2 separate regions of the Homo sapiens genome follow, and region 1 is linked to region 2. A link is a contact called in ENCODE Hi-C data. All regions are on one chromosome and are shown on one strand. Each heading gives the region's core, a stretch centred on a gene start or an enhancer-like site at or near the end of the contact. The rest is flanking DNA. Distances are from core to core; before and after follow the strand shown. Region 1 overlaps LINC00390 (long intergenic non-protein coding RNA 390). Region 2 has its middle 28 kb from the start of LACC1.

Region 1 (4,858 bases), core at 2,244-4,743, 220 kb after region 2:
TATTTTTTCATTTTGATTAGGTTTTCAAAATTTTTATATTTTAATAAGTTCACATCCCTCTTCTAGTATTTCAGTGTTTTTTTGAAAATGATACCTGTTGATAGAGAATTCAAACAATATAGAAAATATTAAAAAAAATAACAAAAATCCACCCCAAATCCTATGCTCCAGAAATAATCATAATATGAACATCTATATATTTAGGTATTTTTGTAGCAGTCACCGTTCTATGTACAGAATTATAACAATATTAATAATAACAATAGACACACATATAGTACTTATTATTATTATATACTTATACTGTATTAGTCTGTTCTCGCATTGCTGTAAAGAATTATCTGAGGCTGGGCAATTTATAAAGAAAAGAGGTTTAATTGGCTCATGGTTCTTCAAGCTGTACGGGAAGCACAGTATTTCTGCTTTTGGAGAGGCCTCAGGAAACTTACAATCATGGTGGAAGGCAAAGAGGGAATGAGGCGTCTCACATGGTGGAAGCAGAAGCAAGACAGAGAGAGGGGAGGTGATACACACTTTGAAACAACCAGCTCATGCAAGAACTCACTCACTCACTCACTCATTACCACAAAAACAGCACCAAGACGATAGTACTAAATTATTCACGAGAAACCACCCCCACGATCCAAACACCTCTCACCAGGCCTCACCTCCAACACTGGGGATAACAACTGAACATGAGATTTGGGTGGGGACAGAGATCTAAACCATATGAGATACTGATAGAAGAATTACGTACATGTATAGATAGAAGAATGGATGCTTAGAAAGCTAAATGATGGATAGACAGATATATAACCCTGCACGTATTTCTATTATAAGACCCACAAGAACTTTTTATTTGCATTTAATGATCACAAATATATCCCACACAGGATTCTGCACTCAATGAGAGTGGGAACCCTGTTCTATGCATCACTGCAGCCAGGCTGGTTTCTGGCATTGATTCCAACTTTATAGGATGTTTATTGAATGAGTGAGTAAATGAAGAACATGCAGTGCAATGTGCAAACATTGTTCAAGGAACGACATATGTTTTGCTTTTGTAAGCCTTCCCAGCCCCTTGCAAAGAAGATGTATCATCCCCATTTTTCAGATGAGGAACTGAGACAGGAAGAAAGTAATTTGTCCAGGGCCTAAAGAGCAACCTGCTGGATTCTGGCATGGGCTCTGATTCTGATATCCCCCCTTTCCACTATACCGCACTGATACTCAGAACAAATACCCCAAGAGGCCAAAAAAGGTATGAAGAATCTGCAGTTCCTTCATTGAAAAAATATTTATTAAGCTCCTTCTAAACACCACGCACTGGGATAGGAACCGAGTTTCAATGACTCCTAAACAGGGCTCCTGCATTGTATCCCAACAATGCACAAAAACAACCTATGGTTATGCTGTGGCTGTGCTCTGGTGTGTGTTGTGTGAGTGAAGGGAGAAGTACAAGAAAGAAGGTGGTTCCCAGAGGCCTCCTATGTACAAGCAGGAAAATAGAAGGCAGGCAATCAGAGGAGTCAGGGACACTGCTCCAGGCCAACACGAGCCCAGCAGTGGAAGTGATGAAAAAAAGAGGGCTCTGTAGGAGACACAAGCAGACCTGCTTAGAAAACAGCACCCACTTTGGGCCTACCAATTAGCGAAAAAAGGCCCTCTCTGCTGACCAATTAGAACAAGGTTCCCTTTCATCTCGCTGACCCAGCCCCATGCTGCACACATCACAGGGGCCGAAAAAGAGCGGGTCTCAGCCCTGACTGCCCTGGCTTAGCTGAGTGCCCTTGTCAGAGCAAAACCCACATCATCACCCAGCCCCCTGGGCGAAGCGCTTAGTAGGGCAGCCCTCATCATAGCTCCCTTTATTTAAGGCCACTTTAACAAGTCATTAGAACAGATCCTGGTTGGTTTTATGACATCTGCCCACTAAGGTTAACAAATATGTCAATCAAGAGGATTATAATCCAAGGAGGGAAAGAAGGCAGGGTAGGTTATTTTCTGGTGACTTTCATATTACCAGAAATCCGAATTAAGAATTTCAGATTTTTCTTTTTTTTGAGACAGTCTTACTCTGTCATCCAGGCTGGAGTGCAGCAGCACAATCTCAGCTGACTGCAACCTCTGCCTCCCAGATTCAAGTGATTCTCCTGCCTCAGCCTCCCTAGTAGTTGAGATTACAGGCACCTGCCACCATGTCCAGCTAATTTTTGTAGAGAAGGGGTTTCACCATATTGGCCAGGCTGATCTTGAACTCCTGACCTCAAGTGATCCGCCTGCCTCAGACTCCCAAAGTGCTGGTAGTAGAGGCATGAGCCATTGCACTGCCCAAGAATTTCAGATTTCTTAACATTGTTTTCAAACATCACCAGTTCTCCAAGAAGCTATATACACTGGAGAAGAGCGTTTGAAAACAATTTTTTGTACCCTGTTCTTTTCTCTTTGTTAAAAATTTTAAATCTTTGTTTTGAAGTTTAACATACACACAGAAAAGTAAGTGCACAAATTTTAAGTGTACAGCTCAATGAAGTTTTACAGAATGACTACATCCAAGTAACCAGCACCCAAGTCAAAAAACAGAATTATTGCTAACATCCAGAAACCCTCTCATATCTTCTTCCAGCCACTGTTCCCTCTCCACAGGTAACCTCCGCTTCTAACTGCTAACACCCCAGGCTCACTTTGCCTGTTTGTGAACTCTACATAAATGGAATAATTTAATGGGTTCTCTTTACTGTCTGGCTTCTTTTCCTTAACTTTATATTTGTGAGACTGATACATGGCCTTGCCAATAGCCAATAGTCCATTTATTCTCATTGCTGTATAGTATGCCTTTGTGGGGATGTATCATAAATTATTTCATTCATTCTACTGTTGATGGACATTTGGATCATCTTCGGTTTAGGGCTAATGTGAACAGTTACCAGCCTGTTTTTAATGTTTGATTGTTATTTACATACCCCTGCCAAAAGCCGCACCAAATGTGAATGTGAAATTCAAGGGCTGATAAATTGCTGTGGCCGTAGGAAGCAAAAATAACTGTAAAGGATCTTTTATCTTGATTAGAAAACTTAAAGATATGTTACCGTATAAGGCAATTATATACTGTATAAGCAATTATATGCAGTTCATTGCATAATGCCAGTAGTCATTAGACAGTGAGAAGCAAACAAGATTGATGAATTTTCAGGTAAAGAATAGGGATCTATGTGATTCTGGCAACAGCTGGTCAGTTTTACCCTCTGCATTTAGCAGAGCTTGGTAAATTTTTTATGATATGACAATGTGATATTCCTAAGATTGCGCGTATAAACTGTACTGATTAACTTCAAATTCTGTGAGGTAGGTGGCAAGTAGCATCATTTTCATTTTCCAGAAAAGGGAGTTTAGACAAATTGCTTTCCCTCCCTCTCCCCACGCGCAGGACGGCAAGTCAGTGTCATGGCTACAGAACGCATAGGCTTCTGCCTGTGAGCTGAGCTTCTCCAACTGTCCTCCCCACATGTGCCCAATATGCAGCGGGAAGGCAGTGGGAGGAACTGCAGCCTTGAGGTGGGAGGAATTCTATTAATACCTTGGATATTTATAGTACTCTGGAGTACTTGGAGCATCTTTTCAGAAGAGCTGGCCAAAGTCTGTGACTCATATGCCAACACAAGGAGCAATGTCATTTTGGAGACAGGCTGTCACATGGCGCTTGCAACTTCCGAACTCCTTATAGGGGCCAATTTCTCACCCCTGGTTATTATGTTCAAGAAATTGATGAATTAATCAAGGAACAATCCTTGAAGATGTTTTCTGGGCATCTCCACACAGGCTGGCTCCATCCCAGGGGTTCTTTGCCTTTTGTGCTGTGAATTTCCTTGGCCATCTGGTAAAGGCTTACGGACTCCTTTTCAGAATATTGTTTTAAAATGCGTAAAATAAAATACATGGAATTACAAAGGAAACAAAGCATACTGAAATACAGTTATCCGAATTGTAGAAACAAAAACAAGTTTGTGATCTAATAATATGTGTGTTTCTTTGCTGACATGTTCCACAACCAGATCTAGAGGTGAGAAAAGAATTAACAAAATTTCAAAGTAATAAGTATTCACAATATTTGACAATACCTGCAATAATGTGATGTGATATTAAAATAATTTTCTTTCTATTGGTGACAGTCACAGATACTGCAACTACTTCTGCAGTTTGCTGCCTATCATCATAGTTGAAAGAGATTTAAAATTTCCATTAGAGGTTAGTAAAAACTTCAGAGGTATCTTTTTTTCCCATCTAAATTCACAGACACCTGAATTCTATCCCTCATCCCTGAAATCTATTCGTACCTTAATAACCCCAAAGATGGCTCCTAGGTTAGGTGCACACACACACACACACCCCTCTAAACACCATCAGCTATCTGAAACCTGGCAGCCTCTCTCCAGAAAGCTGGACTCCAGGCCAGTCCTGCGGCCAGGCCAGAGAGTAGGAAGTTAAGGGCTTGTGATTATGAATCTCAGATTCTGCTACTACTACCAAGTAAGAATTGGCCTCAGGTGTAATCAAGGTCAGTTCCCAGCATGGCTCCTTGTGACAGGGCTGAGTAACAGGACTTCTTTTCAGTGATGTTCTGGACAATTGACAAGTTCAGATGATACCCAGGAACTACTGTTAATATTAAGTTGATGCTCATTAAGTGGATGAAAGCATTATGGTTATTAAAGAAAATGTCCACATTTTTAAAAGATGCATGCTGAAGTATACAGGGGTAAATAACATATCTGGGTTTTATAATTAGAGTTTTTTTTAAATGCCTCTGGGTTAAAAAGGGGATGAATGAAGCAAAAGTGGTGAAAAATTCAATTAAAAT
Region 2 (4,445 bases), core at 1,326-3,825:
TTCCCTTTCTCCATTTTGTTTCTTAAATATCATACCCTCTCCACAGTGAAATCAAGAGATAGACCTTTAAGCTTCTGTATAGTACCATATGTACCCCTTTAGTTCTGCACTACCTCCTAGACAAATAGAGCAGATTCTAGATATTCACATAGTCTTGCAAAGTCATATGGTTCTCTTTCACTTAAATTAATTCTGTCTGAAATGCAGAATGGCACCAATTAACTTGCTCTACGTAAGATTGTCTTCAATGAAGAGAGGGAAAACCTTCCAAGAAATTAAATTGTGTAATCAGGTAGGACTACAACTATGAGAAGAAATCACAAAAATAAACATATTTTAAAAACTGAAAATAAAATACTAACTTAGTTGTGTTAGATGGTGAAATTATGAAAGCTTTTGTTTCCTTTTTCTGCATTTGTGTAGTTTTTCCTATATTTTCTTTAATGAACTATACTTTTTTCAAATAAAAAATATATAACTGCTCTTAAGCCATCTTTTATCTTCCTCCTGCCTCAAAGGAAAGATTCTTGCTTTTAAAATATCCTATCTAGTTTTCTGCTATCTAATTTTCCAAAAGATATTTAGTAATAGTTTGACGTTTCCTTGCATCTCCGAACATGGCACTAGTTTCTGATGAGTGTGATGGGAGATTTGACCCATTTTTTAAAATAAACTTTTTACAGAGAGTTGCACAGATAGTGCAGAGTTCCCATACACCCAACACTCAGTTTCATTTATTAGAAACATCTTACATTAGTTTGGTACATTTGTTGTGATTAATGACCCAATATTGATACATTATTATTAACTAAATTCCATACTTTATTCAGATTTCCTTTGTTTTCACCTAGTGTTCTTTTTCTGTTCTAGGATCCCATCCAGGATAATTTATTACAATTTATTTGTCATATCTCCTTAGATTCTTCTTGGCTATCACAGTTTCTCAGACTTTATTTTTCATGACCTTGGCAGCTTTGAGGAGCACTGGCCAGGTATTTTGTATTAACAGAATGTCCTTCAATTGGGATTTGTCTGATGTTTCTCTCATGATTAGGGTGAAGATATGGATTTGGGGGAGGAAGACCACAGAGGTAACGTGCTATTCTCATTACCTCACATGGAGGGTATGTGCTACCAACCTGACTTAGCATTTGTTGATAGTCTGACTGAGGCAGTGTTTGCCAGGTTTTTCTATCACAAGGTTACTCTTTCATTGGCCTTCCCATACTACACTCTATAGCAGTGTGTGCAGAGCCCACACTTAAAGAGTGGAGGGTTGTGTTTCACACTGTGACGGTGGAGTATCTACATCAATTATTACAAATTCTTCTATACCTGAGATTTGTCTACTCTCTCCCATTATTCAATCATTTATTTAAGTTAGTATGAACTCATGGATATTTATTATATACTTTAGATTATAATCTAATATTATTTTATTTGTTTTTCTTAAATTGGCCATTGGTGCTTTTTCAGTTGGGTTCCTGTGTCCCTTTGACGTACTCCCACTATTGTGGGGTGTGATTTTAGCACGCTGCTACTTGCTGGCACTACTAGTACTTCCGAATCATCTTATATAGCCCCTCCCTGGTCCCTAAATTGGATAATGCTTTTTAACTCTCATCATAAAGATCAGTATTGAAAAGGACACACTGAGTGTCTATTGCATAAAGACCTTGTATTAGGAATACGACTTTTTAAAAAGCCTCCTTTTGGATAGATCTTTTGCTTTAGCTGAGAAAATTAGACAAATACATACAATAGCATAATCCCATTTATTAAACATAATATTAGCCTAAAAAGAAAAAAATCCACATAGCAGTGTGTACTCACCCTTCAAACCCCACCTGTGAGTATGGCCTGGATACTCATAGGAAGGGGTCAAATGTGCTGTGTAGGAGGGGATTCGGAGGCTGGACAAAATAGGAGGAATGTCATCTAGAAAGCTATCATTAGAAACATCTGGCTAAAGAGAAACAATGATGACATAATCAGAAGAGAACTTAGAACCAGCAAGTTTCCTCCAGCTGTGAGTTCAAATTCAACTGCCAGAAGTGTACATATCACTCCTGACAGACCCTCTGATGTTGTGACTCTTCAAGGACTTTTGAACTCAGCTAATAATTTTTCAAATAAAAATCCCAATATACATATATAACAAAAAAGATATGTAAAAATTTCTTACAGTTATATTTGAGTTTTTGTTGAGTTTGTGCTATATATAACATATTGTTATATATATATAATTTATATATAAAAAACTCAAATACTATAACTGTAAGAAATTTTTACATATCATTTTTTTTAGATAAATAAACTAAAACCCCAATATAAAGTCAGGAATGGTAGAGCTGGGAGAGAGGTCTGTGACCTCCTGGGAATCACTCGACAGTTAGTGTGAAACTAGATGCCAACTGTCTTGACCTTTGGATCAGAGCTTTTTTCATCACAGAGCTTTGCTTCATTGAATAATTTATTTACACATTCCACTCATCCATTTATTCTACAAAAAAAATTTAATAGCTCCTTCATGCCTGACACAGTGCTCAAGTTTGTAAGTACAAATTTTGAGAGTTTGCACTATTGTAAAGAATTGAATAACAAAATTAGATAAACTGCCACCAGGTGGCATAAATCCTCATACTGGCAAGGACGTTTGTAGGTAATTTGTAGTAACTATTCAGTTTTTCCTCTTAGACTTTTTTTTTCTTTTTCAAATTCAGATGGTGAGAACTGGTCTGAATGTACAATTCAGTCTTACTGTTTTCCATCAAGGTGTCACCAATCTTCCAGTCTCCCAGGCAGAAGTTTTTGAGGTATGTTTTGGTTTCATCTTCTACTTATTGAGTCACAGCTTATTCAGATTGGCTACTTTCCTCATCTTTAGCTCCTTTATAAAAACCTTCAATTTAGCAGTGTCAGGGAAAAAAAAAACTACCTTGGGTTGTTCTTAGCCTACTGCAAGTTCACTGCTGCCTCTGCTCCTGCTGTTCCATTTCCCTGAAATTCCTTCTTCTAAACTCTTTCATCATTGACTCACCAATGTTCAACAAATATTTGAGTGGTTGTTATGGTGATGCTGATATATGAAATGCCAAACTATATACTTTCCTCACATGCCAGCATCTGCTATGTCCCTCCCTGCCCTTCTGACAGTAGAGAAGTTCTAGTAGGTTAAATGCGTATACGATCAAATAATTGCTATATTAGGGGCATTTACCAGCCATCGTGGTGACCAAAGTATCAGCTTTGCAGAGGTGATCAAGAAATAAATTGGTCCTTGGTTTAGATATAGAGGTAAGTCAACTAGTTTAAATGGATACAGGGTCAAATATTGTCCTACACAGTGAGATAAAATGCATTGGCACTTCAAGTCTGACAATTTTAGACTCTGAAATTTTAGATGGGAAGAAGGTATGATGCATATAGGCAAGTGGCCAAAGTTGATTTTAAAAAGAAAGGCTGAAACCAGATTAAAAGGGCCCTTGAAGGACATGCAAAGAAGTTAGGACTTTATCTTTTAGGCATTAGAACCATTACAAGATACAGAAAGGGGATGATGTGAACAGATTTGCATTTTAGATCCTCTCTGGCTGGATGTGGCATGGATTGGAGAGAGGTGAGACCAGATATGTGCAACCAGCTGGGAAATAACCCTAGAGTCTGGGTGGGTGGGGATGTTAAGGCCTGAACCAAGTAAAATCTGTGCTGAAGGAGAGGCAGGGATGGATCTGAGACAGTCAACAGAATTTGGTGAGGAATCAAATATGGGAATAAGGAGAAAGTACTTTGTGACTGCCAGGTTCCTGGCTTAGGTCACTGAGTGAGGAGTGATGCCTTTAACTAGGCATAAAAGGATACAGGAGGCTGAGCAGCTTTTAGGGGGTGGTGGTGGTAGTGGTGGTGGTGGTGAATGTTTTGAGTTTACTTTGAGATGACTGTATGATTATTTGCACTAATCAATTTCATACATTAATATGTAGGTTAGAATGAAAGGTCTCAGTAAAGAAAACTTTCTTACTACCATTCATTCATCAATCGATTTGTCAGCCAAAAGTGCCTCCTTTATGTCTTATAAGGAGTTAGGTGCAATGGGTATTATGAACCTTACATCCCAAATTTTCCAAAGTGGTTTTATTTTTCTACAGTTTTTATTTTTGACAAATGCCATTCATTCAATATTTACTTAATATGACTAAATTTTTATGTCTTGTAAGACTTTTCTTACAAGTTAATAAATCACTAAAATGTTTACAGTATGAATTCTGCAAGTAAGGTATTTGTAGCCTAATCCAGAAGAACTCCATACTCACTAGAGAACCATTTAGTGGTAAACTGCAATGTTGTAAGGTTTCCGGGGCATCCAGAAAGTGGCTCTCATTTTGGGTAGGAGGAATTAGGAAGGGCTGCACCAAGAAGCTAGAACTGCAGCAAGGATCTGAAGA

The links. Hi-C counts contacts between places; a loop is a spot of excess contacts on that map. Pooled maps may share reads with other maps.
Region 1: a loop to region 2 is called in a map of sigmoid colon, with 4 times the contacts of the local background. The contact joins two enhancer-like sites. A Hi-C loop is called at or near these places in 7 of 168 maps with a recorded cell type or tissue (MCF 10A, PC-3, Right ventricle myocardium inferior and 4 more), 1 of 37 single-sample maps with no recorded cell type and 8 of 50 pooled maps.

The regions. Positions count from the first base shown.
Region 1 is chr13:44,125,163-44,130,020 of GRCh38, forward strand. The region is part of intron 2 of LINC00390 (long intergenic non-protein coding RNA 390); the gene reads right to left. All of the region lies in intron 1 of SMIM2-AS1 (SMIM2 antisense RNA 1), which reads left to right. Among named protein-coding and RNA genes, the nearest start is that of SMIM2-AS1, 17 kb to the left of the region's middle. Within about 2 kb of position 3,494, at least 3 of the 41 ENCODE cell types and tissues checked have a DNase peak (open chromatin) inside an H3K27ac peak, as active enhancers do.
Region 2 is chr13:43,905,961-43,910,405 of GRCh38, forward strand. No RefSeq gene overlaps it. Among named protein-coding and RNA genes, the nearest start is that of LACC1, 28 kb to the left of the region's middle. Within about 2 kb of position 2,576, at least 2 of the 41 ENCODE cell types and tissues checked have a DNase peak (open chromatin) inside an H3K27ac peak, as active enhancers do.